3 separate regions of the Mus musculus genome follow, and all the other regions are linked to region 3. Evidence: chromatin loops called from intact Hi-C (ENCODE). Cell type or tissue: heart. All regions are shown on one strand.

Region 1 (8,000 bases), 64 kb after region 3:
TGTTACCAACACACACAATTCTAGTCTTGCTTGGAGAGTTCTGTCTGGCAGGCAGCCACTACTGGGGTAGTGCATGGTAGTGCATCCCCTTTGCTGCTGCTTCCTGGTGGGTATGTTCTGCATCCTCAGGGCCTCTGAACTGAGTTCAGTGGGATGACAGTCCACCTTGCTAGAAAACTGTGTGCATGTTGTTTGTGAGTGGGGGCTCAGAAGATGAAGTTGCAAGCCAGGCGTGGTGATGCACGCCTTTAATCCCAGCACTTGGGAGACAGAGGCAGGCAGATTTCTGAGTCCAGGCCAGCTTGAACTACAAAGTGAGTTCCAGGACAGCCAGGGCTATACAGAGAAACCCTGTCTCGAAAAAACCAAACAAAAAACATAAAACGCCCAACCAAACAACCCCCCCCCCCCAAAAAAAAAAGAAAGGAAGTTGCTTTGCTGCCACTTAGCCTGATGGTCTGGGTTCAATTTCTAGGACCCAGGAGTAAGGGGGGTGGTGGTGGAAACCAACTCCTGAAAGCTGTCTTTATGCTGCTGTGTAAGCTGTACTCCTGCCAGGGCTGTTTTTTCCTTCTTTCCTTTCTCAGCCAATGCTGGCACTCCAAGGTCTTGTGCCACTAGGTGCTGTGCCACTGAGTCACATGTCTCATGTCCTCATCTCTGATCTCCTGTAAGGGCTACCATGCTACCTGCCCAGGATTAGAACTTTAATTCCAGACAATGACTAGCATTTGGGATAAAGATTCTTGTAAAACTACACTTTACTTTATGATAGTGTTAGGAAATGTAATACACACGTCCTTGGTCTATATAAACATTTAAAGGAACTGGGGGGATGTTTTAGTGGTCAATAACACTTCACCTTCCAGAGGACCCGGTATGGCACAAGGGAATATTCACATCAGAATGTCAAATAAACTGTTCTAGTTATGGATCTTAACGATTTAACTTTTCAGTCTATGTGAATGTCTGCTTTGCCAGTTTGTGCATATGTGTATCACCTGCAGGTCAGCAGAGGGAGCGATAGAGGGTTGTGAGCCATTGTGTGGTTGCTGGGACTTGAACTCAGGTCCTCTGGAAGAACAGTCAGTGCTCTTAGCCGCTGGGCCATCTCTCCAGGCCCTATCTTTATTACTTTGACTATGGCTTGTGAGCCTACTGCCAGTAGGTTCCCTTGGTGCTACACCAAGTCCATCTCTTTATCCTTATGGCTACAGTTCCAGTGGGTCCTCTTTGATTTACTCTCTCAGGTTTACTAAGTAATATTTTTCTGTATCTTGGTCTCAACTTGCAACCTCTCCTTGACTGGAACGTTCCAGTTTTCCCATTTTCAGCTGGAGACTCTCTGGTTGTGTCCATCAGTCACCCCGAATACTTGAACTAAACCTGTTTTAAAGGGTCTCATGTACCTTGGGGCTCTCCTCAAGCCGTGTGGATAATCATGTCCGTGAACTTCTGAACCTCTGGCCTCTGCCTGTGCTGGGATTAGTGGGTGCTTTGTTTCTGTGCTGCTCTGGATCAAACTCAGGCAAGCCCCCGAGTAAATGACAGAGTTCTTTGGCTTTCTCCTTCAGTTGCATGACATCCCCAGAGGAGTGAAAGTTCCATACCTTTCCCTCAGGCAAGTTGGTTTTTATCCCAGTGCCCTAAATCTTATCACTATAGTTCACCTTTCCCTTAAAGGACGCCAAACTGTTTCCATGGGAACGGTGGAGTTTACTGTTCCATTTTATCTTACCACTTGGTGTTTGCTGAGTTAGGATTACTCTGAATAGGTGGGCCATCTACATATTCATATGTACTTTCCATGTAATTAATGAAAGTCAACTCAGAGGCTGGAAATGCGTATTAGTTCATAAAATCCTTGAGCTCTGGAAGGAGCCGCACTGTTGGCTACAATTTACAGATAAGGCCAATTGAGACAGAGGTTAAGTGATTTGCCTAGGATCATACACCTGATAGTTGGAGCCAGTCTAAGGTTCACTGCCCGGGCACGACTGGGACACCTCGTTCTGCCTCCGCACGCAGGCACTAGAATGACTAGCTGGTACAACGCCTTGGTCACAAGACAGGACTCCTACAAATGACCTTGCTCGGTCAGCCCTTCGCAGGGGCGCAGGGGTTAAGAAAAGAATGCGGAGCCACCCTAGCACTATGTCCTAAGCCTAAGGAAAAGAAACAGCCGAACCACCCTAGACTCTTTATAGACACAAACAATTCCCTTGCCGCACCCTAGCCCGCGACAGGAGCTCGCTTTCCCGTTGGAAGACGACTGTCTTTTGGTGTTTGGGAATAAAGAGCCGAGGTCGTTTGAGGTCAGGCCTCTTTTTCTGACTCTCTGCTGCCCGATAAATCTAACAATGGCCATGTTTAGTTCTGTTCTGCACTCTACGTCAGAGCTTGTCAGCGCACACTGGACGTGGTGAAACAGATCCGGTTGGGTCAGGAGCCTAGAGCGGTAATTAGGGGGATTTTTCTGTAACTCTTCCACCCCTCCAACAAAACGACTGACACTTGTGGCCGCAGCCCGTTTCCCACGGGCCCTCTGAGTTCCCGTCAAGTCATCGCGGACTCCCAGATTCCGTCACCCGTACCGGGCATCTTTAACCCATCGCGGGGCGCGGGACGCGGGGCGGCGGGAGGTCGGGAGGGCAGCGGGTAAGGTGGTGTCGCAGCCTCCGCTCTGGGTTCAGCCACCCTCCTGCAGAGCTCCTCCCCAGCCTCAGGGTCTTCAGGCCCAGCCCAGGTGACCGTCCTCCCAGGCTCCGCCCTGCCCTGCCCCGCCCCGCCCCCTCCACTCCAGCTCGCCGTACCGCCTCCGCCGCCGCACAAAGGCCGGCGGCCGCCTCACCGCGCGCAGGAATCCGGCCACGCGCGCCCCAGCCCCCCCACCCCCCGCCCCGCGGACGCAGCCCCGGCTGGCTCGCCGCCCCCTTTTGCGCTTCACGCCCCCGACGCACAGGACGCCGAGGCGAGGCCCGCCTCCCAGCCAAGGAGCCACATCCGCGTCGTGCCACGCCGCCGGCTCCCCGCGGGGGGACTACTTCGCTCCCCGCCCCTCGGTCCCGCGCGACTTCCTGCCGCGGACGCGTCGGTGCGCGGCGCGCACGGCATGGCGGCGGCGGCGCGCGCCTGAGGAGCTGGGGGTACGCCGGCCCGGTCAGGCCTCGGCGCGGCCTACGCGCTCCACTTGTTCGCTGGTCCGCTCGCTCCCGCCCGGCGCCCCGCCATGGCGGAGCCTTCGCCGGCCCGACGTCCGGTGCCTCTCATCGAGTCGGGTAAGACACGGCCGCGCGTCCCCTGCCCGGTGTCGCGCAGCCGCCGCTGACCGTCCCTGTCTTCTCCCCGCAGAGCTGTACTTTCTCATCGCCCGCTACCTCTCAGCTGGCCCGTGTCGCCGAGCGGCGCAGGTGAGTGCCGGCTGGGCGAGCGGGCGGGCGGGCGAGCGAGCGAACCGGGGGCGAACGAACCGGGGGTGAGCGGGGCAGCTGACGGGGTCTGACCGCGCGTCTTCTCTGCCGCAGGTGCTGGTGCAGGAGCTGGAGCAGTACCAGGTCGGTCCGCCGCCCCCGCGTCCCCGTCCCCGCCCCCGCGTCCCGGTCCCGCCCGGCCTCCCGGCCGCGGTGGTCACCCGGACGCCTTTCGTGTCTCATTCCAGCTGTTGCCGAAGAGGTTGGACTGGGAGGGCAACGAGCACAACAGGAGCTACGAGGAATTGGTGAGCAGCTCCCGCGTCCTCCGCGCGCCCGCGCCCCCCAGCCGGGTCTCTGCTCCCCTGCGGGCGCCGCGGGGCCGCGCCCGGGGGTGGTCTCTGGTGGTCCGGCGTCCCGGGGCGACGGGCCCGACCCCCGAGGGCTCGCGGTGGCGGGGTGGGGGGCGGGATTTGGCAGAAAATGGTTTTGGGGGCGGTGCCGGGCGCAGGCGGGGGCGCCCCTGGCTCGCGGCCGGGCTGGGGCTCCAGGTGCGGCCGCCAGCCACTGAGAGGGGCGCTCTCATCTCTCTCCCTTCCCGATTTGTAACTCGAGCTCTCATTGGTCTCTCCTTTCTCTGCCCCGCCCAGACTTTCAGACCTCTTGTTCCCCAGGAATAGAGAGAGAGTCCTTAGTCTCCCAAGGTGGAGAAATGGCCCCTTCCTGTACTGTACTCCCTTCCTCTGTAGGATCGCACAGAGTTCTCCGTGGTGAATATGTCAGTGCGGCACCCCTGCTTCCCCGACCCGTGCACTGTGTGTTGACTGCCTTTAGAAAGTTGGCTCACACTTGATCTTGCTGTATGTAGCGGTTCAGGCTTTAAGTTGACATCCGTCAGTCGGTGTATTTATTTTTTGAGACAGGGTGTCATTACGTACCACTGTCTTGCCTTGAACTCGGGTAGGCCAGGCTGGCCTTGAATTCATTTCCTGCTTCTGAGAGCTCGGACTAAGCTCTCAGAAGCAGTTGTGTGTGCCTGTCTTAACATTTCCGAGGAGTGGTAACTTGCGGATTACATTTATTTTCCTTTGCCTTATTTTCCCTACTTGCTTAGAGGTTCTTGTGTATAGTTGAGTTTTATCCAGGTAACAGAGGCTTTGGGTGTTTATCGTTAACGAAGCACAAATGTTGCAGGAGAATATCTTCGACAATTTTAAGATAAAAGACTCACACTGAGCATATTGGTTACAGAAGGTTGAGATGAGTGTGTGCTGTTGATGTTTGGCTGCACAGCCCCGTTTGGCTTGGACTTGCAGTCCTGCTTCACTCATCCTCTGCTGGGTCGGGATTACAGGAGAGCTCACTGACTTCACCATGTGTCCAAGACCAGTAGTGAACAAAAAGTCAGCCAGGGCGTCAGTCATGCATGTGGGCAGTTCATTCTCTATACCTTGTTTTCCAGGGCTAAGGAGTTAACTGGATAACTAGAGGGCTCAGCAGAACAGGGCAGGAGTGCTAAAGCAGCGGTTCTCAACCCACGGGACCCACCCTTTGGGGGGGTTGCATGTCAGATATCGACATTGCAGTTCATAACAGTAGTAAAATTACAGTTAAGTAGCAACGAGAATAACTATGGTTGGGGGTCACCCCAACATGAACTGTGCAGGGCTGCAGGGCCGCGGCGTTAGGAAGGCTGAGGACCACTGGTCTAGAGCCTCTACCATTGTCCTTTCCACAGCCAGGTGTTGGCCGTGACAGGTGCAGTTGCTGAGTAAAACGGGGTTGCTGGTTTGTTGTTTAATTTGACTTTTGAGAGTTATTTTTAAGAAGCAAATGTTCAGGTGGGTAAGATGACTTATCTATAAAACTACTTTCTGTTACCCCTAACGATGTGAGTTTACTCCTGGGGACCCCGAGTGGAGGAGGGAGAGATCCTACTTCCACAAGTGGGCCTCTGCATTCCACCCTCAAGCCATGGCACACATGTACAGGCATGCAATGCCCTTTTCTTTTGTCTTTTTTGTTTTTTTGTTTGTTTGTTTGTTTTGACAGGGTTTCCTCTGAGTAGTTTGTTTTTTCCCTCCCCCTGACACCACCTACCTCTTTTTTTTTTTTTTTTTCAGTGTTTCTCTTTGTAGCCCTGTCTGTTCTAGAACTTGCTTTATAGACCAGGCTGGCCTCAGATTCAACATAGATCCACCTGCCTCTGCCTCCCAAGTGCTGGGATTAAAGGCGTGTGCCACTATGCCCAGCCAAGTCTGTTTTCTTCTGTATGAAATTTTAAAAGGTTTGTAGGATGGGTAGGTGCTGGAATGTGAATCCAATCTGTCTCCTAGTGCTGTACCCACAGGCAGGGTTTAACCACACACGTTTTCTACGGGACAGGGACCTGATTCTGATTTACAACCCCAGGAGAGCTCAGCTTCTTTATAGCCACACCCCCTTCCTATCTACCTCCTGGGTCTAAGGAACGTCTAACAGTTTCACTTGTGTTAATGCAGAGCACAGCCTTTGAGTGAAGAAAGCCAAGCTGTTGGGACACTGCTGCCCTACTGGGGGGGGGGGCGGGGGACGGGGGGACGTTAGAGGCACAGAGATAGATAGGGCCCTGGTGCTGAAAGGTCTGAGGGAACTGTCTTCTGTCATGCTGCTTGTCACCTGGCTGGTCACTGCTAGGGTATCGTCTCCTCCTCACCCTTTCCTTTCCCGTGGTGGGTGAGGACAGGGTGCAGGCCTGGGTTGTGGAGGTGGACCTCACTGAGCAGTCTGCTGGCCCTGGATTGGTATAGTTTTGGTGAGGATGTACGTGTAGCTTCTAGACTTCAGATGCTCTCACTTTCTTTAGTATTTAGATGAGTTTTATTTGAAGCCTACACAAAGTGGGAGTTGTTCCCCACATACTCACAGATTGCAGTTTACCATTTGCTGTGTTTCTGTTTTCGTCTGAGGCATTGTATTCTAATTCCCATCAGCGAAATCTTCCCACAAGTGAATGGCCTGCCGACCCAGGCACCAGTTACCTGTTACCCAGTGGTTAGTCAGAAAGTTGTGTTGGTTCTCACCCATTGTGTCTCCTGTGAGCCAGTGTCCTCTGACCCCACTGAGATCCGTTTTAGGCACCCTCCATATAGTATTTCTTGTAACTGCTGGAGCTGTGTGTGTGGTAGTCCTGGAACGTCCTGGCAGGCATGTGGTGGTCAGAGGACAGTTTAGAGCTGACTCTTCTTCCAGGGTGGGTCCTGGTGCTTTGACTTGTTGAGCCATCTCTCCCCTCCCTGTAATTTATATTGTGTAAGTTACATTTGGTGTGTGTGTGTGGGGAAGGTATTTGAGTGGGTGAGGGCAGTTTAAGGGGTGGTGTTCCACCATTGGGTCTCAGGGATTGAATTTGGGGTGTTAATGGCTTCACGGTTGTCATCTTTACTCACTGAGCCCTCTTGCCAGTCCTACCTGGAGTATTTTGAAGAAGATTCTACACATTTATGTATATCTTAAGTTCTTACTGTTGTTTATGTTGAGAAATTTCACCTAGCTCAGGCTAGCCTTGAATTCCTACTTCTGCCCTGATAAGATGAGGTTACAGGGTACGCCACCATGCCGCGATAAAAAGACCATTTCTTTTCAAGGGGTACAGCCCAGTTTCAGTTTTTAACACAGCCAAAATGGGACTTCCTGAGTGCCTGTGTCACAGATTTCTGTGTGGATGTTTTTCTTTTTTGTTTTGTTTTATTTTTCGAGACAGGGTTTCTCTGTGTAGCCTTGGAGCTCACTTTGTAGACCAGGCTGGCCTCAAACTCAGAAATCTGCCTGCCTCTGCCTCCTGAGTGCTGGGATTAAAGGCGTGCACCACCACGCCTGCTTTTTGTTGTTGTTGTTGTTGTTGGATGTTTTTCATCTGGTTCTCCAAATACCTTCATAACATTTTTGCAGGTTGAGTGGCTTAAGGCTAGGTCTTATGTAGCCCAGGCTATCAGGCCTTGAAATATGTAGCTGAGGAATGACCTCTGTTCTTGATCTTGTTGCCCCCAACTCAAAGAGTGTTGGGTTAACAACTGTAGCACAGTGCTTGGCTTGAGTATAATCTTAAAACTTATTTTTTTTTTTAAATTAGCTGACTGCAGCCCCCTCCCCCTCCAATTAAAAAACCTTTAAATAGTTATTTTCTGTACTGTTATTCTGCTGAAGAGACTGAGAGTCATTTGCCTTTATCACAGTATTTCTCATGTCCCTTTTCCTTGGTGGTTCTAATCCTTTGAAGAATCATTTGGTGGAATTTATACATTCTGGATGTCCACCGCGGGCACCAAGTCAGCCAAATTGGAATCTGTTATGGCGCATGTGGGCACTAGAAATAGAAAGCATCCCCACTGGCTCTAGTGCAGCTTTACAGTGCTGCCCAGTGGGTTACATCTGTGCCTGTGCTGCTGCTTATCTGACTTGTGCTTAGGAGCAAGAGTGCTCTTTCCTATAAGGAACTGAGACTAGATTTCTGTTAGGGTTTAGCTCTTTATTAACAGGCCTGGGCAGTCATAGAGTTTAATCAGAATTTTCATGATCTGTAAGAAGTAAGAGAGAGGGAGTAGAGCTCTT
Region 2 (8,000 bases), 160 kb after region 3:
CCGTTGCTGCAAATAAAATAAAGATGATGTGTAATCTAAAAGAAGTGGTCTCAGGACCAGAGAATGTCGGCATTAGGACGATCAGCAGAAAACTGCCCTATCGACAAGCCTCTGCTGCAGCTAAGAAAAAGTTACTGAGTGTTTATAAAGAGGATGATGCACCCATACATTCAGAGAACGAAAAGGAGCTATATCTTAGGCGGTTCAGATCCCGGAAGGAAAAAGCCCAGCCTACTCCGAGGTAGAAAGGTTACCGGGAATTGTCAGCAGCTCCAATGCCTGCCCTGAAGTCCGCTCCCAACCATAAGCCGTCCCAGCACCTTTTGAACAATTTTGTGAAAGCCATTACTCTGGGTCAAAGTGGGATGATGGCTTCCAGTTAGCTCTACACAGCACAGCATAGGGTGTTCCAAGGAGGTAGGAGATGTGGATTGTGTTGTCAGGTGAGAAAGCAGAAGGACCCACTGAATGTAAAGCAAAGGCTTGACGCAGCTTGGTCCTCTAGAGAAATAAAAGCATGTGGGATATATGGGGAAACAATGCTAATTTCAATGGTTTGCCCTCACAGACTGAAAACTAGGCCATTTCCAAAGGAGGGAGCAGTAAGCCCATGTGACTGCTGAATTTTAACTGGGTCTGATTTATGTAGTGCACATCCCTGGGAACTGAGAGAGTAAATCCTGGGGTGTTACTGACTTCTGAAGAGGAGTGTGGGAAAGACTGTCATTAATGTCTTATTTATAACATTGGAATTCATACTGAATGATAGCTACCTGGTATGAGTAATTCAGGGAATGTATCTTTCTAAGAAAGTTCTCAATGTGACTATTACACTTTATTTCTTCTATGTAGCAGCAAAGATGTAAAGGCCAGACTTGTGGTCAGAAATTAGAACAAGATGCACTCATCGCTTAAGGTGATGCAGTTGGATCCTATTTCTTACGTTTCTCTGCTGTTCCTTAGAAGTTAGAATGTGACACTGCAGGTTCATTTCAGGCTCACTAACAAGCCAAGTGTCGGGGAGTCTGGCCTCTGGTCGTTGTGCTACAAATGTTTTGCCTACAGAGGATGTGGACTTTAGTTCGTTGTTCATGGCTATTTGTTGACATTAAGGTCACCAGATGTGACCTGTGAATGTACTGTCAAGTCTTTTTATCATGTTACTGGAGAAACTTGTCTTCAACAGTTTGTTTTTCCAATTAAAAATAGCTGTGACTATTAGGCATAACTTGCATGTATAAATCAAAAAAACAATGGAACCTAGGGGTGTGTATTTTTCATTAACAGTAATGCACATTTTTTTCAGTTATATGTATGGCCAAAGTGTCCAGATTACTTGAGAAACTTGTTTGTGGTTGCATGCCTGCTTAAAACAAAAACACAACTCAGAATTCTAACATAGTGTGTGTCTTTTTGTAACTCACTCTGAAATCTTCAGCATCTTGCTACAAGCACAGGAAGAGTTCCCTTCCTCCTCTTTGGTGCATGGGTTTGGTTTATTTATTTATTTATTTTGAGCTTTAATGAAAAATTTAAATGTCCAATCCCAAATGTCATAGAATTACTTATTGAGCAATTATATCCTCAAGAAATGCCATGAAATGAAAATATATCAGTCTAATGAAGACCTGTGAATTTTGGCAGTGTGAATTGAAGATCTGAAGTTACATCTTGCTGTCTGATCCTGTCCAGCCTTTTATAATGGAATCCCTTTCTGGCCTTTAATTGGAACATATTTTTATTTACCCTTTAAAGTGTTTGGTCTCTTTATTGTGACTGAATGGAGTAACACTGTAGTAAAATCCCTCCTGCAAATGTGTGCCGACAAGCCACCACTTCCCTATGATTTACCAACACGCTTCAGATTTCTGTTGGTGCTTTTTTCATGTGTGAGTGAGAAATCAAATCGAGTATCTTTATCAGCAAAGTATCCGCTTAAGAAACCAGCAAAGAGACAGCCAGGGACATCTGCTCTTCAGCTCGCTTCTACTAACCCTGGAATCTGAGTCTTAAAGACACCACACTGAGAATCTTGTGTGTGTGCTATAGTTACACACAAAGTGTTCTAGTTGGTATACATCTGCTTTTTATTTATTTCTTTGGTTTTTCTAGACAGGGTTTCTCTGTGTAGCCAAAGGATGTCCTGGAGCTCCCTCTGTAGACCATGATGGCCTTGAACTCAGAAATCCATCTGCCTCTGCCTCCCGGGTGCTGGGATTAAAGGTGTGTGTCACCACTGCCCGGCATTCATCTGCTTTTTATTAACCAGTGAGTATGTATGTTAAGATTGATATGCTTTTTCCTCCCAGTAGACTTGAAGCATCGTTTTTCTACATTGTGAGAGATTTTTAAACAACTTTCCAAGAGTTTTGATTTTTAAAGGACCCTCTGATCCCCAAACATTTTACCCTGGGCAATGCAGTCTCCATTTCCTCACAAGCAAATCTAGAATGTGTTTTTATTTCCCACTGAGGTGCCAGTTACCCTTTTTCTCGTGGGAGCAGCATTCGGTGGAGCTCTTTGTCTTCCAGCACACAAACCAGAAACACACATTCTTCCTGTCATTAAAGTAGAAAACACGGTCTATGAGTTACATATGGCCAGGTTTTAAAAAGCCTAGCCTTGCAGCCTCACTCATGTTCTCTGAATCCGCTTGCAGTCATCAACCCTGGAGCTGTCTGTGCTTCACCCGCAGCTCTGGGTTTCCTCCACGGGTGGGTCCTTGCAGGAGGGTCGCCGGGTGTGGAGCGGGCGCTGCGTGCCCCGGTTAACAGGATGACGGAAGCGCGCCGCGGGACATTTCTCGCGGCGGACCGGAAGCTCTTAGGTTCTCCCCCCTCCCCCCACGGAAGGCGTATCCTCGCTCGGAGGCGGGGTGGGGGCGTGGCTTGGAGGGGGCGTGACTGCGGGCCGGCGCGCATGCGCTGTCTGGCCGCGCGGAGCTGAGGGACCATGGCTGCCACGTTCTTTGGCGAGGTGGTGAAGGCGCCGTGCAGAGCTGGGACTGAGGAGGAAGAAGAGGAGGAGGAGCAGAGCAGGCGGGACACGCCGGAGGACCGGGAGGTCCGGCGGCAGCTGGCGCGGAAGAGGTCAGGCTCCCGGAAGGCTGCGAGCGTCAGGCGGTGTCGGCCTGCAGGGTGCCCTGCGTTCACGCTGGGACGTCGGCAGCCCAGCGATGCTCGCCCTCCACCGTGCACTTTAGGTCACGCCGCATGTCGGCCGTATTTCTTTCAAAACTACTTTCAGACACAGAAGTCAGGTCACGCCAGCCCCTTCCTTGGTCAAGGTTTTACCACATTCATTTCCTCTCCCACCACCCCTACGAGTTTCCGATTAGGACTCCCCACACGTCTTCCTAAGCATGCTGTCTCAATTATTTGTACTCTAGAGCAAACCCACACATAAAATATGCACATAATTAAACTTTGTTGATTCTCCTATTTTTTCAGTACCTCCATTCTGAGCTTTTAGGCGGGTTCTCGGATCAGAACTTGGGTCGTCATGTTTGTGTTGGCAACTTAGCACCTTCCCTACCCCACGTTTGCTAATAACACGTTTTCAGTATCATACCAGTCCACAGTCAAATTCACCTAGATTTTTAAAATACACTTCCCGGTGATTGTGTCAACGACAGACACTTTTGGCAGTTCGTTTCATTTGACAGCTCCCTCTCACTTCTCACACTCTTCCCGAGAGCCCTGATTTGTCTGATGGTCAGTCTTAGCTTACTTTTGCCACAGCTAAATGCTTGAACGTTTGTTTGAAGTCTTGGTCACATTCAGCATTTTGCGGGCTGGAGTGTTGGAGATGCTTTTAGTGTCTTTTTACATTGTGTCTGGCTTGTGGGTGCTGGCATTGTGTGTGTCAGGCTAGTATGAAGTTTGTTAGTAGTTTTACTCATAAAAAGAAAGTGTTTTATCCATTTGCAAGGGCACCAAGGACACTGATTATTTTATCTAACACCATCTATCCATCCAACTATCCACTCATCTCTGTCTTCTATCACCTACCTATTTATCCATCCATGTATATGTAAATATAGCACCTTTCTACTACCCATATAAATATCTATAAGTAACATGTCTACCATCGATCTCATCTGTCTTCCATCTATTTATACATCCAGCTCTATATAGCACCTATCACTTAATCTCTTAATCTGACTGTCATTCTGCCCATCACCATCTCTTACAGTGAACTGGTGGTCACAGTCATATTTGTTCACTTTTGTCTCTTGCTGTTAGGGAGGTTCGGCTTCTCCGAAGACAGACAGAAACATCTCTGGAGGCTGTGCTCCTAGAGACACACCCTTGCTCCAAGTTTATAATTGCAGTAGGAAGCAACGCAACAGGTAAGTGCCAGTGTCAGGAGTATATGTCCCGTTGGAAGAATGGACTCGAAGGTCCTTCTGCATGTATCTTACGTATTTTAAAAAGTTCACAACAGGTCCTGGGCATGTGGCTCAGGTGATAGAGTGCTTGCCTGTCAATCACAAGACCTTGGGTTTGAATCCCAGTACCATGTGAACTGGGCACAATGAAATCCGAGCACTCAGCAGGTGGGAAGTGGCAGAAGAGAGCATGAAGAAGTTCCAAGGCCAAGATGGGCTCCGTGAAGCCTGTCTTCAAAAGCCACAGTCGTTTTACTTCATGTAGGATAGATTGCCTGTTCTTTCCATCTTTGTAATGAGATTTAAAGGAAATATGCTTAGCTTCAGAATTACAGTTCAAGGCCCTGTTTTCCAGTTTGTTATGGTGTCCACAGGTCTAGCAGTAATTGCTTACATCTGGAACACTTCAGTTCTAAGGTCTTTGAATGCACTTATTGACCTGGTAGGTTCAAAGTAGAGTAATGTGAGTTTACTTGGATCAGTGTTGTATGTCAGTACACATGGAGATCTTTATAATTTCACTGGGTTTGCAGTCTCTGAGGAGATCATTTGAGAACTCTAGTTAGGAGCTCTTGCCCTGTAAGTGAGCCGTAGTACTTAGAGACTGTGTAAGTAGGCAGTAGACTCGCCCATTATATAAAGGTCTGCTTGCCTAATTGTTTTTAGAAGAATCTTACATTGTGAGACTGGTGCAGAGTCTGTGGACAAGTCCACTCCCTGTGTGTAGTTCTTTGTGGAGAGTGGAGACTTTTCACTCCTCAGCCTCAAATTTTGTTGGCTCCAAAGTGGTCCAATTAGAAGGTCTTTAATGTTTTAAAAAGAAATTTATGCCAGGTGTGGTGGTGCACTCCTTCAATCCCAGCACATGGGAGGAAGGACAGGTGGACTTCATGAGTTCAAGGCCAGCCTAGTCTACAGGTTGAGTTCTAGGACAGCCAAGGCTACCCAGAGAAACCTTGTCTTAAAAAACAAAACATCAACAAAAAAATTTAAATCCGTGCTTTTTTTTTTGTTTGTTTGTTTTTTCGAGACAGGGTTTCTCTGTATAGCCCTGGCTGTCCTGGAACTTACTTTTGTAGACCAGGCTGGCCTCGAACTCAGATATGTGCATATTTTTATGTGTGGGTTTGCTTTGGAGTATAAGCTAGAGGAGGGCATCAGCTCTCCTAGAGTTGCGAGTCACCAGGGGGAGGGCGCTAGGAACCAAGCTGGGGCACAGGAGCAGTAGTCAGTGTGAACTCTAGATGGGTCAGTGTGAACTGTTTTCGGGTAGCTGAGCTTTGGTTTGAGTGGGTAGTTCACACAGCAGACACCGGTTCACGGGAACATTTCTCTCCACAGCATTCCTGTCAGCGTTTGTTATGAACTCGGGAGTCTGGGAAGAAGTCGGTTGTGCTAAGCTCTGGAATGAATGGTGCAGAACTACAGACACTGTCCGTCTGTCCCCTACAGATGTTTTCTGTGTGTTTTATCAACTGAAATCAGATCCCTCGGTATGTGAGACTTGACTTAGTATTCTTGAAACATGGTCATGTAGGCACGAGCCCTCGATAGTAAGCAGATTCTCATGCCAGGCCTCTGTCACCCAGGATATTCTCTGTCCTGATACTCATTTCTAATGTCTCAGTGAATTTTAGGCCTCACTCTTAAATGTTAGAATCAACAGAGGAGCAGACTGCTGTGTCCCGGCCTCTATTGCTGTAACAAATGCCTAAAAAGCAATCAGCTTACAGAGAGAAAAGGTTGATTTTTGGCTTGCAAGGTTCGAAGTTCCAGTGCGTGACCGGGGCAGACCCTTTGCTCACAGGCCTGCTGGGGTGGGGAGAGCTAGTGCTTCTTGGCAGGACTGCGCAGGGGCGGCACAGCCCAACCCAAGGCCAGGAGCAAAGGAGCAAAAGGGAGAGATGGGTGTCACACCCTTTCACGGACACAGCTAATGACCAGAGGCTCTTGGCCCTTTTGAGTGAACACATGGGCCTCTGGGGGACTCCGTCTCCATAGAGCGATGTCCATCACTGGTACTTAGGAGGTGCTCATATGACGACGGGGCCAGGTGTGTGTGCACTTTATGTGAGAACTCTTGAAATTCCCTTTCAGGTTTTTCTATGTCAGTGTAGCTGCTACATTGCTGAGGATCAGCAGTTCCAGTGGTTGGAGAAGGTAAGAGGAGGAAACCCGGATCCACTAGACAGGCGTGTGCTGGCCAATCTCAGGGGCTGGAGTCAGATACTAGATAAGAATTTGTTTCTTTAAGATAATATTGTGGGAGTTATGGAGTGTTTGGTTTTTGTTTGTTTGTTTGTTTGTTTGTTTGTTTAAAGGAAAGTTTTTAGCCAAGTGATGGTGGTGCACACCTTTAATCCCAGCACTCGGGAGGCAGAGGCAGGTGGATCTCTGGGAATTCAAGGCCAGCCTGGTCTACAGAGCAAGTTCCAGGATAGCCAGAGCTACACAAAGAGCATCAGGGGCCTTGAAGGAGTAGCCACTACCACACTCCTAGTACCACTCCTCTATTTCTTAGCATTAGGTGTGGTTACAAGCCATTTTGGAAAACTGAATTCAAGGACTTAAGAGAAATCCATTACATATTGGGCATGCCTTCTCTAGGATGTTTGAGACTAGAAATGTTTTATATTTCTTTTTTTAGTTTTGGAATATTTGTTCATACAGAATGACACATCTCAGGGCTAAGTCTCAAGTTTAAACACGAGTTCATGTTTTATATATAGCTTAAACATTTTAGTTTGAAGTGAAGTTTCATGGTATGAAGTTTTCCACGTGGCTTGTCATTAGGCAGGCAAAGGTTTTGGATTTTGGGTTGGGAATACTCACTGTATCCATACTTTATCCATAGTGCATGCATTACTCCATGGCTGGCATAGACTTACTTTCAGTAGAAGCACAATTGTATATGTGTGGACAGCGTGCAGCAGTCAGATGATGACTGGCACGCCCAGAGTCTTCAACACTTACCACTTACTCCACCTGCTAGTGAGGAGGACTTTATAAAAACATCTCTGTCCACTTGAACGTACATACTAAAATGAAACTCATTGGAAATAAAATTTTCATGTGCACCTATTTTAAAGCAGTTGACCTTCTTAAAAACATTCATTAAATTATCAGTGTGCTCATTTATGTGATCTGTATCCTGTTCTTTAATTTGTATGTGTATACTCAGGGTACAGGAATGTATTTTCTGGGGTGAAAAGAGCAAAATGTTTAGTTTTACTTTTAAATTATGCAGGATGGTGGTTATATAAAAATATTATTACCCTTGCACAGTAGAAAAAAATTAACACATTCAAGACTTGAAGAGCTATCAAATTAGGCATTTTTAAATAAAAAATATTATATATATGTGTGTGTGTGTGTGTGTGTTTTGCTTATATGTATAGCTATGTACCATGTATATGTCTAATGCCCTTAGAAGTTAGAAGAGGGTATCAGATCTCCTAGAACTGTAGTCCCTGACGGCTGTGAACTGCCATCTACATCCTCGGAGCAACAAGTACTCTGAACCTCACAGCGGTCTCTCCAGTACTCAGATTATACAGTTTTAAAGTGAAGGGTTTCTTTTTATGTTCCTATTTAATTTTATTTTATTTGG
Region 3 (8,000 bases):
GGGAGGCTGGAGAGATGGTTCAGTGGTTAAGATGGCTGCTCTTCCAAAAGACCTAGGTTCAATTCCCAGCACCCACATGGCAGCTCACAACTAGATTCCCAGTTCCAGGGAATCTGACACACACAGACATACATGCAGGCAAAACACCAGTGCACATTAAATACATACATAAATACAAAAGCTTTGAATTTAAAAAATCAGGGCCCCTATAAAGGATGCTTAAACAGGAAACATGTCATTAGGGCTCTGCTTCCCCACCCCATAGCAACATGACCTGTGGTCACAACCAGCAGATCCTGAGGTGGAGCGTGGGGGTGGGTGTGAGAGGCACAGTCAGGGAAGGAGACCTCAGGAGGAGAGAACAGACTCTCGGGAGACAGGCTTCAATAAGACAGCTTGTTTAATTGGGAGAACATAGGCTATTATTAAACCTTTAGGGAGTGTGCAGGGGTCTTCAGGGAGAATGCACGTCATTGGCTGGGGCCGGGATGTTGCGGCTGCCTCAAGCACAGAGAGGAATTTCAGATATTGCTGGATGTAACCTTATAAGGAGATGAAGCCCATTGTGGTTGCTGGGCTCCGTAACCTCCTCTGAGGGGCAGAGGGTGGGAGCAATCTTACTCCTACTCATCTCGGGTCTGGACACACCCGGACCCCACTCTTGTTCCAGGCCGGCACCCTATGGCTCCATGGATTCCTGCCACACCCCCAGCCCCACAGGGCCAGGGGGAAGTAGCCTGGAGATGCTCTGGTCACCCCATCATTTGGGAAGCTGGAGAGGTTCAAAGCCAGCCACCTGCAACCCAACATGATGGCCACAGTAGGTACATCTCAGAAGAAAAAACAGATGATTCAAACTCACAAAGGCCCTGGGAACAGAATTACTCACAATCAGAGGCACTACGTTTGTGAAATTTTTAACCCAGATGACTCAAGCGGAGCAAAGGACAGGAGCTCAGCTTCCTTCTTCCCACCCTGCAGACAGACGTTAGCTGCCTGCAGGGAAGTATACTGTGCTCCTGCCTCCAGGGCTTCAGTCCTGTTTGGCCAGGATGCCCTCTGCCAATAGACAAACTTGTCCAGGACTGAACCGGTGGCCACACTGTCACTGATGACCCAGGGGCCGACAGATCTGAAAGCTAGCAGCATAGCATGCACTGCCGGGCTCCTCCCTTCTGGATTCCTCAGGCAAGCTCAAAAATGACCAACCCAGGTCACCAGTATGAAGAGACCAAAACCTGAACACAGAAAGCCCAGAAACCTGCACAGACCCTGACTAGCACCAGGGTCATCTAGCACAACTCCCTAGGCAGGACCAATCCCTCCTGAAATGCCTGCCCCCCCCCCCCCGCCTGTGTACCCTACGGGGCCCTGCTGGCCCAGCATTCTGCCCAACACCCAGAACACACCTCTCCGTCAAGGCCCCAGGAGTACACCCTGTAGGTTGCTATGTCATCCTAACACTTGGAAGCCATACAAAATCCTGTCCCAACCAGGCATGGTGGTGCATGCCTTTAAAATCATTTAACCTCATAAATATGAGGCAGGCAATCTCTGAGTTTCAGGCCAGCCTGGTCTAGAGAGTGAGTTTCAAGATAGCTAGGAAACTCTATCTCAAAAAATAAATAAATAAATAACATTCCAAACAAGGGCTTTGCTCAGAGTCTGGTCTGTGGAAAGCGAGTACCTAAGGCTTGGAGCACAAAGCAAAGGGTAACTTCAAAACTGCTGAACACACCTCGAGAAGCTGGCTACACCAGCCAGGCCCCTGAAGCATGTGTGCACATGTGACTGACAGCAGAGCAGGGTCTGTCAGGAACTTAGCATGGGCACCAGCACACTGCAAGTCCAGGACGGCCATGCCAGTCCTGGGAATTCTGCAAAACTCACAAGAGCCTCACCCACCTGTACTCGTCATTTCAGGGGCACCAGAGCAGCGTACCTCCCATGTATGAGCACACGGTGTGTCCAGTGTCCCCTTCTCCTAAGACAACATTGGATCCCTTACTTTATAAATTACACGGTCTCGACTACGCATGTCGTGACCGACCTAAAGGGAAGGACCCTCGGGAAAATTCCATCCAGGACAACCACAGGCACCAGACCCACTCCAGCTGACAGAAGCCATCTAGGAAAGCCTATGGCAAGCAGCTGAGTTTCCTGAAGATGGTCCACCATTTTTGCATGGCTGCAATGGGTGCACTCTGAGAGGCAGGATTCTCAGAGACTTCATTCCAGAATCGCTTCCCGCTGCTGGTATGCATTCCTGCCACTGTTAGAAGCTCATGTAGCAATGCTGTATAGAGGAACTGATAATTTCCTAATTCCTTATCATGATTTTATAGAACTCCTAAACTGATACAAGTAAGCTACAGTGCCCATCCTTTGTGAGGAGGGACTAATACAGAACACGCCCAAGTCTGGTCATCGTGTACTGGAGGACCCTGAGTCGATCACAGGATCTCTATCTCCTCCCGCCCTGCTAGCTACTGGAAACTCATGACTCAGTGAGGAGGATGGCCCAACACAGCCTCCCTAAACATCTGAGTTCCATTCCCTTAGCTCGACTGTGAGGTGAAAGGGAACAAGACACAGGACAGGAGGACGTGGAACCCTCAAGGTAAGGATCCGGCTCAGGAGCTAAAACTCCTGCTATACAAGCACAAGGAACCACCTGAAAGGTGAGTGTAGATAGGGAGGGAGCCAGGGTCCCCACAGCAAGCTAGCCCAGTCAGTGTACTCTGGGTTTTACTGAGAGACCCTGCCTCAATGAATAAGGCAGAAGAGTGGCCAAGGGCTATCCTTGACACCAACTGACCTCAGCCTTACACACATACACACACACACACACACACACACACACACGGTGGAAAAATAAAACACACAAGAAAGCAGAATGAGAACACACATAACCACAAGGGATTGCTAGCCAAACACACAAGCAACTTTAACCACTGAAACTAACAAAAAGATTACAGGGGTGAAGGACTAGATGCCTCTCCAGAAAGACAGATGATGAAGGTATCATGTTCAGTCTCTCCTACCAACCGTCCACAACACAGATGACTGCAGTGATCCCAAATGTGTGGGTTCACATGCTAGGTATTCCCCATTCTGCAGAGAGTGTCAAATCCCACAGATGGGGAGGGGGGGTCTCACTCACAAATCACACAGCCCAGCTACAAGTCAGAGTTCCCTTGACCCCTCTTCAGGCTTCACCAATTTGCTAGACCAGCTCACGAAACTCAGAGCAAAAATCTTGCCCACTGGTTTATTACAGAACATGTTTTCCAAGGCTATAGATACAGGTTAGAGAGATGTGTTGGGGGTTAAGCACACTTGTGGCTCTTTCAGAGGATCCAGGTTCAGTTCCCAGCATGCATGTGGCTGCTCACACCATCTATAAGTCAGTTCCAGAGAATGTGACTGCCTCTTCTGGCCTCCTCAGGCAACCTCGTTCACATGGTGCATATACATACACTCAGAACACACACACACACACACACACATAAAATCTTTAATGGCTACAGATTAAGAGGGTGGAGAGATAGCTCAGTGGTCAAGAGCACACTCACATAGTGGCTCACATGGAGTCCTTGACTCCAGTGTCAGGGAATCAATGCCCCTTCTGGACTCAAAAGCACTGCATACGTGTGATGCACTTACATACATGCAAGCGAAACTCTCACATAACAAATAGTTTTTTTTAAATGGTTTAAAGGCTACAGATAGCAGGACAGATGAAGAGAACTTTGCAGACAGGTCATTGAGTGTGGGGACATCCATCCCCAGTTAGTAGTCCCCAATCCCTCTTCCAGTACACAGAAAAGTCCTTCTAAACCTTTCTGCATCCAGTCCTTTGGAGAACTGTGTGCAGACTTCATTATACAGGCATGAGTAAAATATGGAAAGTATGTTGGGGCTGGAGATGGCTCAGTGGATAAGAGCACTGGATACTACTATAGAGGGCCTGGGTTCTGTTCCCAGGACCCACGTGGCAGATAACTAATGTCTGTAACTCCAATTCCAGAGCATCCAGCGCTCTCTTCTGGACTCTGCTGGCAATGAAAGCACACAGTGCACAGATACACACGCAGGAAAAACACCCCCCATACATAAACAGAAACCTGAATGTGCAAGAACGGTATGGCCTGTTTAGATTGCTCTGTAGTGTTCCTTGTTCCCACGGACAGAACAGAAGGGGGCTCCCTGTAGCCGGGGATCAGCCGCTCCGGAGCCAGGCACCTGTGAGGATGCTGGGCCGGGGCTGCTCCTCTGTCGCGAAGCGTGGCTTGGGACCTCCCACCCTCCAGAGCTGGTTGCAACCTCGCGATCTGTGAGAAGCTCGGAGGCACCTGGAGGAAGAGAGCTTGCAGCATGGACCGCGCAAGGCCCCGCGCTCGGCCGCTCCCCGCCCCCGGCAGCTACTTACAAACGAGGACAGGGACGGCAGGAGGATGCGCAGCAAGTTACACCCGAACACGAAGCTCAACACCAGCAGCCACGCCCAGCGGTCCGTCTCGGACGCGCTCATGCTGGATCCCAGGCACCTGCACCGCTACGACAGCGCCATGGTGACCGCGCCTCCGCGCTCGCCTACGCCTGCGCACTGCAGCCCTGCTCCGCTACGGCAGCGCCTGGGAGCAGCGTCGTCAACTGCGCCTGCGCACTGCAGTCCTGTTCCGCTATGGCAGCACCAGGGAGACGGCGTCGTCAACTGCGCCTGCGCCGGCGCGCCACGGCTAGGGCTACACGTCGGGCCGCGGTGCACGCACGCTACACCTCCTCTAGGGGGCAGCATGGGATGTTACTTAGCAGCCATTTTCGCCTTTCGCCTTCCCGGCTTCCGTAGCCGGGTGATAGCCCACTTCGGGAGGCTAAACAGGTTTTGGCAAACTGTGATTGCTTGTAGTAACCGAAAACTATTTACGTTCTTACTGAGTTAACTAACGCACTTTTATTCTTTTTTATGTATATGAATTTTTTTTAAAGATTTATTTATTTATTGTAAGTACACTGTAGCTGTCCTCAGACACTCCAGAAGAGGGAGTCAGATCTCATTACTGATGGTTGTGAGCCACCATGTGGTTGCTGGGATTTGAACTCCTGACCTTCGGAAGAGCAGTCGGGTGCTCTTACCCACTGAGCCATCTCACCAGCCCTCTCACTTTTATTCTTAAATAAATTTATTTTAGGATAAGCCTCTGCATGAATAGAAAGTTACTTTATCATAGATGGTAACTGAAACTGTTTCCTAAACCGTTGTCGCATGTAAAATGGTTCGACTACATTTTAAAACTAAGCACTAATAAACACGAACAATGTAGAAAATCGTCACCCTAAAAGATAAGTTTATTCATCAAAAGACATCACATAGTGACTGGTAGAGACTTGCCAAGCATGTGGGAAGTCTTAGGTACCAGCCATGCTCAGCACGCACAAAGAAAAAGTTTACAGTGAGCTTTTAATAAAATTATCTAAATTTAGGCAATGATGAGTATTCATAACAAAAGAACCGCGGCTCACTTGTATATGGGGAATAAAGTGGAAGATAGTTGGCTGTCTTTTCTGCCACGTTAGTCAGAGAACGGGTTACTTCTAGAAACACTGCCTGTGTTTCTACCAGCAGCGGTGGGATGAATTATCTCAACGAAAGGGCACGCTGACTAGGAGACTGCCACTCCATAACCTTCCCTTCCAACTGGACTGTAGACAGACTGCCAGGTGCTCTCTCTCCACGCTGAGGTTTTAGATAGATTAAGGAAGAGCAGCCTCGTGAGAAATTATGGCAGTGTGTCTAAGTCTCCCTCCCCACAAACCCACCTTGACACATACACACACACACACACACACACACACACACACACACACACACACCTGCTTGCTCTTCAATCCCAAATCTCTGCTTTTTAGAATGAAAAGGAAATTATCAACCAAGGTCCCCACTGTACAGGAGGACCACTCTGTTCTTGGTGAGGCGAGATACTAAAAAAATTTCTGGTGAATAGCCTATAACATACATGCAGCTGGGGTGGTGTGATGGTTTGTATGTGCTCAGCCCAGAGAGTGCCACTATTAGAAGATGGGCCCCTGTTGGAGTAAGTGTGTCACTGTGGGTGTGGGCTTTAAGACCCTCATCCTAGCTGCCTGGAAGCCAGTATTCTGCTAGCAGTCTTCAGATGAAGATGTAGAACTCTCAGCTCCATCTGCATTATGCCTGCCTGGAGGCTTCCATACTCCCTCCTTGATGATAGTGTCCTGAAACTCTGGACCTGTAAACCAGCCCCAGTTAAATGTTGTCCTTATAAGAGTTGCCTTGGTCATCGTGTTTGTTCACAGCAGTAAAACCTAACAAGACAGGTGTCTAGGAGAAGCTCTTCCTGGCTCTCAGGGGCATCTCAGTTTGACAGCTCCTAATTCCTGTTGAGCACTCTCAAAAACAGTTCTCAGCTGAAGACTGAGTTCTAACATGTATAAAGAAAGTGTGAAGGGCTGGTGAGAGATGGCTCAGCAGTTAAGAGCACTGACTGTTCTTCTGAAGGACCTGAGTTCAAATTCCAGCAACCACATGGTGGCTCACAGCCATCCATAATGAGATCTGATGCCCTCTTCTGGGGTGTCTGAAGACAGCTATAGTGTACTTACATATAATAAATAAATAAACAAACAAATCTAAAAAAAAGGAAAGTGTGAAAATATCAATCAAGATCTGGTACAAATTCTGGCACATAAAGTTCATAATGAGCTCTTATTTGTGTTTTGATTCTGCTATTGTGACAGGGTGTGACAGTTCTGAGGTTCCTCCATCTTGTGGTCTTGCTGAGGCTAGTGGTGGCGCACGCCTTTAATCCCAGCACTCAGGAGGAGTAGGCGGATTTCTGAGTTCGAGGCCAGCCTGGTCTACAGAGTGAGTTCTAGGACAGCCAGGGCTACACAGAGAAACCCTGTCTCAAAAAAAAGAAAGAAAGAAAGAAAGAAAGAAAGAAAGAAAGAAAGAAAGAAAGAAAGAAAGAAAAAGAAAAGAAAAGAAAAAACGAAAAGAAAAAATTTCATCTCCTTGATGGAGAATGCCATGGAAAATTACCCAGCCCTACTCTAAGGACCCAAGGTCAAGATATCCCAGATTATCTTCTCTTAAACTCTCTGCCTGTACAAACCTTCTTTCCTGCACAGCAAAAGATGCCTGGATGTGGTTTCTGCTTTCTATAACCCTGTGCTCTGGACACTTAGTGCTACCCTCGGGTCTCAAATACCTGACTGTAGTCCCAGCTGACTGGAATAAAGACTTTCAGTTGACTAGAAACTGTCTGAGTGGTCATCTCTGCTGGGCTCCACATAACAGTCATCAATAACCATACGTTTAGTGGATTGGGATTTAGTAAATTTGTTATCTTATAGTCCTAGAGTTTCAAAATGTGAAGTGCATCTCACTGGGTTAAAAATAGACCATCTTCCTTCTGGAATCCCTCAGGCAAAGACCAACATTTGAGGCCAGCAATCTGACCTCATGGCTCTCTTCTGTTTTCAAGGTCCGCATCACAACCCTCTGCTTGGACTTGGAGTCAAACATCCTTCCCACCTCCCAACTCCCTCTTTCACTTTTGGAAGCCTATGATTACACCGGGTCCATGCAGACAACCAAAGATAATCTCCTGGGCTAGAAACCTGCAACCAGGCAGACTACAGGCGGCATATGCCTACATAACACCAGCACTCAGGCAGATTATCCTTGGGGTGCACAAAGACTTGAGAGACCCTCTGTGATTGACATATCTTACTAACTGCAAGACAGAATAATAAGATAATGAACCCAAAGTCCCCAGTCCCCAGTTTCTTCCTACTGCTTAAGTAAATAAATATGAGTATTGCAAATGATTACCACCAGACAGAAGACTGTGAAGAGACACGGGCTTAGATAGCCATCCATGTCCTCATTCTAAGTTGGATGAGGTGGCTGGGAATGTGCGTGGTATGTATTAGCAAGCGACAGAAAATAAAAG

The links. Peaks named below come from ENCODE experiments on the same cell type or tissue, not always from the same donor. Only the 100,000 strongest peaks of a DNase experiment are listed, where the experiment ranks them.
Region 1: it touches region 3 in a loop (7-fold over the local background); 12 of 42 quality-filtered maps call a loop at or near these places.
Region 2: it touches region 3 in a loop (6-fold over the local background); 6 of 42 quality-filtered maps call a loop at or near these places.

Annotation. Positions count from the first base shown.
Region 1 is chr16:96,077,532-96,085,531 of GRCm38, reverse strand. Brwd1 (bromodomain and WD repeat domain containing 1) reads left to right here and starts at 3,104. Exons shown (of 42, transcript NM_145125.3): 1 at 3,104-3,278; 2 at 3,352-3,410; 3 at 3,525-3,554; 4 at 3,659-3,718. The coding sequence starts at 3,230. In heart, no CTCF peak of the experiment used is centred here; DNase peaks (open chromatin) are centred at 2,121, 2,691, 3,091 and 3,991; H3K4me3 peaks cover 3,254 bases; H3K27ac peaks cover 2,740 bases.
Region 2 is chr16:95,985,843-95,993,842 of GRCm38, reverse strand. It overlaps Psmg1 (proteasome (prosome, macropain) assembly chaperone 1), which reads left to right and starts at 2,883. Exons shown (of 7, transcript NM_019537.3): 1 at 2,883-3,089; 2 at 4,245-4,351; 3 at 5,732-5,883; 4 at 6,488-6,550. The coding sequence starts at 2,953. It overlaps Brwd1 (bromodomain and WD repeat domain containing 1), which reads left to right. Exons shown (of 42, transcript NM_145125.3): 42 at 1-1,751. The coding sequence ends at 245. In heart, CTCF peaks have their summits at 2,148 and 3,127; a DNase peak (open chromatin) is centred at 2,892; H3K4me3 peaks cover 2,037 bases; H3K27ac peaks cover 1,858 bases.
Region 3 is chr16:96,142,011-96,150,010 of GRCm38, reverse strand. It overlaps Get1 (guided entry of tail-anchored proteins factor 1), which reads right to left and starts at 4,611. Exons shown (of 5, transcript NM_207301.3): 1 at 4,433-4,611. The coding sequence starts at 4,534. In heart, a CTCF peak has its summit at 4,795 (motif pointing right); a DNase peak (open chromatin) is centred at 4,720; H3K4me3 peaks cover 3,025 bases; H3K27ac peaks cover 3,816 bases.